2 separate regions of the Mus musculus genome follow, and region 2 is linked to region 1. A link is a loop called in an ENCODE intact Hi-C map of the cell type or tissue named here. Cell type or tissue: heart. All regions are shown on one strand.

What was found. A loop is a pair of places that touch in the nucleus more often than their neighbours do. Peaks named below come from ENCODE experiments on the same cell type or tissue, not always from the same donor. Only the 100,000 strongest peaks of a DNase experiment are listed, where the experiment ranks them.
Region 2: a loop joins it to region 1, with 2.4 times the contacts of the local background. A loop is called at or near these places in 6 of 42 quality-filtered maps.

The regions. Positions count from the first base shown.
Region 1 is chr7:25,752,813-25,756,812 of GRCm38, forward strand. It overlaps Hnrnpul1 (heterogeneous nuclear ribonucleoprotein U-like 1), which reads right to left and starts at 1,947. Exons shown (of 15, transcript NM_144922.3): 1 at 1,529-1,947. The coding sequence starts at 1,823. Axl (AXL receptor tyrosine kinase) reads right to left here. Exons shown (of 20, transcript NM_009465.4): 20 at 3,688-4,000. In heart, CTCF peaks have their summits at 1,740 and 2,353; DNase peaks (open chromatin) are centred at 493, 2,289, 2,329 and 3,379; H3K4me3 peaks cover 3,662 bases; H3K27ac peaks cover 3,534 bases.
Region 2 is chr7:25,846,459-25,850,458 of GRCm38, forward strand. No RefSeq gene overlaps it. Among named protein-coding and RNA genes, the nearest start is that of Gm46015, 10 kb to the left of the region's middle. In heart, a CTCF peak has its summit at 1,715 (motif pointing right); a DNase peak (open chromatin) is centred at 1,713; H3K4me3 peaks cover 761 bases; H3K27ac peaks cover 659 bases.

The sequences.
Region 1 (4,000 bases):
TTGTCCATGGAAGACTTGCCAGCACAGGGTAATCCCTAACACTCTACATCTAGGGTGGCCCCTCTACAGGATCCAACTTCTTATGAACAATTGAGTAGCAATGCCAATCCCAAGACTCTTTTGAGGACTCATTTTTTCTCTCTTTTTACTGTTTAGTCCCAAACTCCACAGTGCCTTCTCAGAAAAACACTCTAAGTCTTGGACACCACTGTGTCTGGTTCCAAATTCCCTCTCATACCAGGGTCTCCTTTACTCAAAGGACTGCTCTTTGATGCCAATCCTAACTAGAGACACTTTGGGCAGATCAAGTTCCCCCATATTCCCTGAGCACCCCATCTCCCTGAGCATACAAGTAACTATTTCTGGGGACTCAGGAGCCCTCTCTTGGAAAGGAATACTCCCTCTGCTTCATCATGAGGCCCCCAGCCAAAGCAACAGGTTTTCTTTCTTTTTCATACCCTCCACACTTCCCTCCCCCACACCTGCTAGACTAGCCACATGATCCCTGGCACACACAAGGGTCCCACCAGAGTTACCAACTCATTCCCCACAACTCCTGTTTCAAAAACTACCCATAGTTAAGAATGCAAGGCCACTCAGCAGAAACCACAGAGTACTAACCTGAGTCCTTCCAATTCTAGGCCCTCTAGTTTCTTTGTCCATGAGAAGATTCTGTCCTTTCTTGTCACCATTTAGATCCCAAATCTCCTCTGGAAGCCAACTAGATAGCCTAGACCTCCCAGTACCAAACATACAAGTTGTACCTGCCCTCAAGGTTGACCCTGTAACCTCGAGGAAATGTAGGAGTTGGGGATAGGGGTTTCCAAATCTGCTGGTCTTTCATTACCTCCTAAAAGGCCACCTGGCACACACTGGAGAGTTCAGTCCATGTTTTGGGAGACTCTTCCCAGCCTTGGACACCCGTAGGTCCAAAGTGCCAGTCCACCCCCAGCACTAAGCAGATCTTATCCCATCCGTGAAGAAAATCAAAGATCTTCTACCCTTAAAATTCTCCCTGACCTGCACCCTAGGCCATTCTTCCGCTACCTGAAAATCCAGCTTTTGAGACTCAGCCCAAACGGTGGACTAGCATGGCTACCCCAAGCTGTCAGCTCACCGCTCGGCTAGAATCTCTCATTTTCCAAGACGCCGCCCCCCGACACCCCTTTCCCTAAAACGTCTAGTTCTTCCGACTTTTTCCAACTCAAAGCCACAAAACAGAACCCCAAAGCAGTTTCCAGTCTCCGAATCCCAGGATATAAAATCCTCCCCGCCCGCCCGCTAGGACCCTGGTCGCCTTAAAATAAAATCCATCCCCCTCCACACGGTTTTCCTTGCACCGAAGGCCAGGATCCGCCCTCAGGCTGCCCCGAGGCCCTGGCCGCAGATCCTTTACAACGGCAGGTGGCAGGATCCCTGGCTCCTCAGACCATCTCCTGGATCTCTGTGGAGTCGAGCTCCCGCGTCCCACAGCCCGTCCTCGGCCCGGACTCCAGGCTCCCCGGTCCCCCGCCCCGCGCACTCTCACAATGTCCGTCCGGCCCCGAGTAGCCGCCGGGCTCCGGGTGCGGCTGCAGCCCGGGCGGCGGTGGCTGCGCGGTCCCCTCCAGCTCGGAGCCCCCCTCGGTCTCGACCTCCTCGTTGTTGTGCCCAGGTAACCCCGGATCGTCGTCAGCCTCGAGCTCCCGTTCGTCTTCGGGCTCCTCGGCCTCTAGCGCCGCCAGCAGCCGCTCAGCAAGCTCGGCCTTCAGGCCGCGAGTGTCCAGGCCGCGGCGCTGCAGCTCCTCGCGAAGTTCGTTCACCTTCAGGCGACGCACATCCATGGCCCGGGCCCCCGGGGCGGCCCCCGAGCCTGGCCCGGCCTCCCAGGGCTCTGTCCCCCCTAAACCTTGCCTGTCAGGAGGCGAAGGGGGAAAAGGGGGGGCCACTCCAATGGCGGCGGCGGCTCAAGATGGCCGCCGCCGCCTCCTCCCCCTTGCCCGGACCGTACGATGTAAAACGAGTCTCAATTGGTCAGCGCATGGGGCAACGGGCGCGGGCCCGGGAACCAAGCCAATCACAGTGTGGCTTTCAAAAGAACGGTACTAGAGGGCTCAGGAGCTGCCTAAGAGGAAGCGTTAGCCTACGTTGAAGTCGCGGCCAGAGTGGAGGGCGGGAAAAGGCGAGAGGCGGAGCAAGCGCTGATTGGGTAGCGCTCGCGCGCCCGCTGCGGTACAGTCAAATGAAGGAAAGGGAGTAACGACTTGGAGCCATTAGCAGCCAGATCTCAGAACAACCGCCCAGTCTCTCCGCGCCGTGCTTCCCTCAGACTCTCTGTAAAACACATTCTAACTGGTCTTCATCTCACGCCCCCTCGCGGAGGCCAAGCGGGTAAAACCACCACAACCAATCAAATGCGGCGGGAAGAGGCCGGCCAACCCTCGTCTTTCCTGTTGCCTTTCGGGAACCGGAAGGAGATTAATTCACCGAGGCCCCGCCCCTTGCCGTTAGGGCGGTTTCAAAACAACCTGTTCGCCAATCGCAGTTACTGTTATATTTCACCACTGCCAGAGCTTGAGCGCTTTAGAAAAAGCGAACTAGATTGGCCATTCTTGAGAGGCTTGCCTCTCAAAGTTCTCCGTACAGCAGGGTATAATACGGAATGAAAATCAAGTGGATCTGTTACTCATCGTTTGTTAGAAACCCAGTTGCCTTTATGAGAAACAACAACAACAAAATTGGTCCTGGAGAGCGCTGAAGGGTTGAAAGCAGGGGCTAGGCTAACAACGGGAGAAAAGTTGTGTGGTAAATCGCACCCCTCCCTTTGATGCACAACCTCCCAGGGCGCTTTCTCTATGGTTGCTAGACAAGCCACTCTGCACGCAACCATAGAGCCTTCCCGCTCTGGGCATAGCTGCAGAAGTTCGCGGCTTTCCATCTCGAATCCATTAAACCGTTGTTGCTCAACCTCAATCTTGCTGTGTCTACTCTGACCAATTCGCACACGAGAATCCGTAATTACGACAGGTTGTGTTAATCCATACACCTGTCGCCCTTTGCTCAGAAGACAAAAACTTAGTGAAATAACACCGAGACGCACAACGCAAATGTGCACCGACATCTATAGCCTTAACTCCCAACAAAAGCCACAAACACTCTCTATTAGACACACGCAAACATCCCACAATAAATGAATAGGCGTGACAGGCCAAAAGCATCAATTCAGGATAAGACTTCAAACGGCAGTGTAGGTGTGGCACAAGCATGCAGCATCGTGCGACAAAGCTCAGCTAAGACAGTTCACGCTACAAGCTCACACCACAGCAACCTAGACACACAGCACCCACTCAGCAGCGGGACAGACACTCACGTGGGCCCGAGGTTCCAGTCCAGACACCCCGCCCCTCGCCCACGTCGGACTTCCTCTCTCCTCCCAGCTGACCACAATGATTTGTTTTTTGAAAGAAAAAAAAAAAAAAAAAACTTTGTGGCCCGGATTGAACTGTACCCAGTTCTCAGGAACCACCACCGGGGGGCGACCGGGCGCCGCATAGGGTTCTTGAAATGGTAGTAGTCACAGACTAGGAAAAAGTGAAGACTCGGATCTTTGTCCATCTGTGGTTCGAGGTGTTCTGGTCCATCTTTCCTCAACAATCTGAATGTTTGCCTATGTGAGAATCTTTTGTACTAGTCTGGGCATGTTAGTTTATTTTCTTCTTTATTAAGACAGTCTCATGTAGCCCAGGCTGGCCTGCATCTCTCTGTGAAATCAAGGTCAACCTTGAAGTCTTGATCTTTCTGCTTATACCTCTCAAGCGCCGGGATTATGTGCACCATGTTGGATTCTTGAGTGTGTGTAATGCTTGTTCTGTGTCTGTTACTAAAGGTTCTTCCTATTGCTGGTGAGTACCTGCCTGCTGATGTTTGCAGATTTACAAGTGTGGGTTTATATGTTTCTGTTACTGTGAGTGCATAACTGGGCCTTTGCATTTGTGGCTAGGTTTGCCTGAGCATGTGCACT
Region 2 (4,000 bases), 94 kb after region 1:
CTGTACACCAGGTTCCCTAATCTGCAGGTTTAGTCCTTTTTGCAAGTTGCACTATGTAGTCTAGGGAGTGACCATCCTCTTGCTTTAGCTCCCCCGTGCTGATACAATAGAACCACCACATCCAGAAAGACTTTGGTTCTCTAAGATATCTACATCATATGGGGTGGCATTTGTCTTCTCTGTGTTATCTGCATCTATTTTTTTTTTCTTTTTTTAAAGGACGGATCTCCTTGTTATTCTGGCTGGCCTTTAACTTACACCAGACTGGCTCCCATTTGTGGCAATCCTCCTGTCTCTGTTTACTGAGTGCTGAGATTAAAAGCCATGTGGTGTCATGCTTGACCTAAATTTTCTTTTTCTTGAGGTGAGGTTTTGAAACTGCAAAAATTCCAAATGTTGGAATCACATGCATACTTCACCATGCCAGTAAGATCTATATCTATTTCACATCCCTATCATGTGTATTTTACACACACACACACACACACACACACACACACACACACACACACACACACAGAGGCACACTCGCACCCACTCACCCACTCACCCACTCAGACACACACACCTAGGCACACTCACACACACAGACACACTCTCACACATACTCACATACACACACCTACAAGCACAGACACACACACTCCAAGGATAACCGTGACCTCCTGGTCCTCTTGCCTTCACTTCCCAAGTGTTGCCGTTACAGGTGTGTGCCACCACGCTCAGTTAATGCTCAGTTGTGCGGAGCTGGGAATTAAACTCAGTTAGTGGATGCTAGGTGAGCACTTGGCCCATTCTGCCAGCCTGCTATCTGTCTATCTGAATAATCGATATGCCATTTATGTCTTTACAATCTCTTATCTCTCATATATACCTAGATTATTCGTATGTTACAGATATCATCTATATAATTTGCTTGTATTTGTAACTATCTATATCTATGCTCATTTTACATTTATATATAGTATTCAGAATAACATTATGTTATTGCTATATATTTACTGAGGACTTTTATTTTTTTTTAAAGGTAGATTCAAAAGCTGGGTGGTGGTGGTGGTGGCACATGCCTTTAATACCAGGGCTAGGGAGGCAGAGGCAGGCAGATCTCTATGAGTTTGAGGCCACCCTAATCTACCTAGCAAGTTTCAGGACAGCCAAGGCTCTACAGAGAGACCCTGTCTTGAAAAGCAAAAACAACAACAACAACAAAAAAAACCAAAACAAAACAGAAAAAGAAAACAACCCCCACAAACCACAAAAAATAAAAAACAAAATGAACAAAAAACCCCAAACCAAACCAACCAAACACACAAACGAAAAAAAAAAAAACTAGATTAATTTAGGCTCTTGTCTGTAAAGCAGCAAGTTGAATATTTTCATCCATTTACATTCCTAAACATCATCCCAACTACACAGGTACCCAAGTAGGGGCTAGACCAATCCTTGATACTGCCCAGAGAGACTGAATACTTTCTGACTTCAGGCTAGATTCCAGTAACCCCAGACCTTCCCTGTCCTTTTACATATAGCGTTCCACAGATATAACGGTGCTCAGACAGAACCACGTTTTTTGAAAATCCATGACACCCACAGACAAGACTAAATATTCCTCAGGTCTCTCTCTTCCAGTGAGAAACCTTCTCTGTATACTCCTTTTTAAGTCTAGTTCCCTGTAACCCCGCCAAAGATAAGAGCCTCCACACCACCAGGTGGCGCTGTTAGTTCGTAGATGACTGGGAGAGAGTAAAATTCGCGTCTGTGAGAGGACGACTAAGGGGAGAGAACTACACCTCTCACTCAATTCTCAAAAGTCCCGAGGAGGGGTGGAGAGGTGGTTCGGGTGTTAAGAATGCATACTGCTTTTGCAGAGGACTGAGTTTAGTGCCGAGCACCCACACAAGGGTACTCACAACTGCCTGTAACAACCCCTCCAGGCTCCATGCCTTCCTGGCTCTATGGGCACCCACACTCATTTGCACAGTTCCCCGTGCATACAAATAATTAAAAAGAAAACAGATCTTTTAAAAGAAGTCCCGAGGAGAATGTGCTTTAGATTCTCCCTTTCAAGATAGACGGAGGCTCAGGCAGTCGATGCAGCTGCTTAAATCAATGCGAAGCTCCGATACAGTACAGTGTGGTGAAACTGGCTGATTGATTCAAGAAACTGACCAGGCGCTGGTGGCACATGCCTTTAATCCGAGTACTCGGGAGACAGGGGTAGGTGGATTTCTGTGAGTTCGAGGCTAGCCTGGTCTACGGAGTGAGTTCCAGGATAGCCAGGTCCACACAGAAAAGCCAAAATGTCAAGAAAAGCCAAAAATGAAATTTTAAAAAAAAGGGGAGGGGGGAAGGGGAAAAAAAAAGAATTGACTCTGAACAGCAGAGTAGGAAAGGGCACTTTTTTTTTTTTTAATGTTTGATATCGACTTTTATTAAATTTTAAAAAACTTTAGGATACACAGTGAAAATCTGTCCTACATGATCAGTATGGTTTGGGTATAATGTTTCCTCCCCATAATCATGTATGGACAGCTTTGTGTCGATGCAATGCTCAGAACTGAGTTTTGGGAAAGGGATGGGATCATGAAGGTTGTGACCTACTTAGTAGATTAATCCATTGATGGTCTCAGTTCTAATGTCATTATTAGGACGTGATGGTAGGCAACAGGTGGGACCTATTGGAGACTTAGGTCAGGGTGTGTTTTGAAAGCTGTGTCTTTTTGGTGTCCTCTTCTTTCTCTGTTTTCTGACCATCATGAGATGAGTAGCTTTGCCCTGCCATGCCTGCTCTCCATTTATGCCCCGATTCATGGCAACCTAAAGGCTGAAACTGAACTGAAATAAAAAGTTCTTCCTTTAAACAGCTTACCTAAGGGAGAAGACGTGACTAATATAGTAGCATTTCTAAGGTCCATGGGCAGTCTCCATATTGATAATTCCTCCCAGTCTCCTGAGATTAAATTCAAAATTTACAATTTTGTGGCACGTTTTTATTATGTAAGCTTCTTGCTAATTTATCCTAAGCAGACATCAGTGGGAATGCTGAAAGCCAGTTTTGAAGCTCTTGAAGCCTCAGGATATTTTAGCAAATGCAGTTACTGTTTCATAGCTTCTGCCCTGAATAGTCAAGCATCAGGCTCTGTATTTCATTTTATTTTATTATTAAACAATAGGCACAGGCAATGATGGAATTTATAGAAGACTGGAGTCTGAAATGTATGGGTATTCCTTCTTGCTGTACAACTTCTTTTTTAAAAAAATTTTTTTAGGTATTTTCTTCGTTTACATTTCCAGTGCTATCCCAAAAGTCCCTCATACCCTCCCCCACACTCCCCTACCCACCCACTCCCACTTCTTGGCCCTGGCGTTCCCCTGTACTGAGGCATATAAAGTTTGTGCAAACAATGGGCCTCTCTTTCCACTGATGGCCGACTAGGCCATCTTCTCCTACATATGCAGCTAAAGACACAAGCTTCAGGGGGTACTGTTTAGTTCATAATGTTGTTCCACCTATAGGGTTGCAGATCCCTTTAACTCCTTGGGTATTTTCTCTAGCTCCTCCATTGGGGGCCCTGTGATCCATCCAATAGCTAACTGTGAGCATCCACTTCTGTGTTTGCTAGGCCTCGGCATAGTCTCACAAGAGACTGCTATATCAGGGTCCTTTCAGCAAAATCTTGCTAGTGTATGCAATGGTGTCAGCGTTTGGAGGCTGATTATGGGATGGATCCCCGGATATAGCAGTCTCTAGATGGTCCATCCTTTTGTCTCAGCTCCAAACTTTGTCTCTGTAACTCCTTCCATGGGTGTTTTGTTCCCAATTCTAAGAAGGGGCAAAGTGTCCACACTTTGGTCTTCGTTCTTCTTAAGTTTCATGAGTTTCCCAAATTGTATCTTATATCTTGGGTATTCTAAGTATCTGGGCTAATATCCACTTATCAGTGAGTACATATCATGTGAGTTCTTTTGTGATTGGGTTACCTCACTCAGGATGATGCCC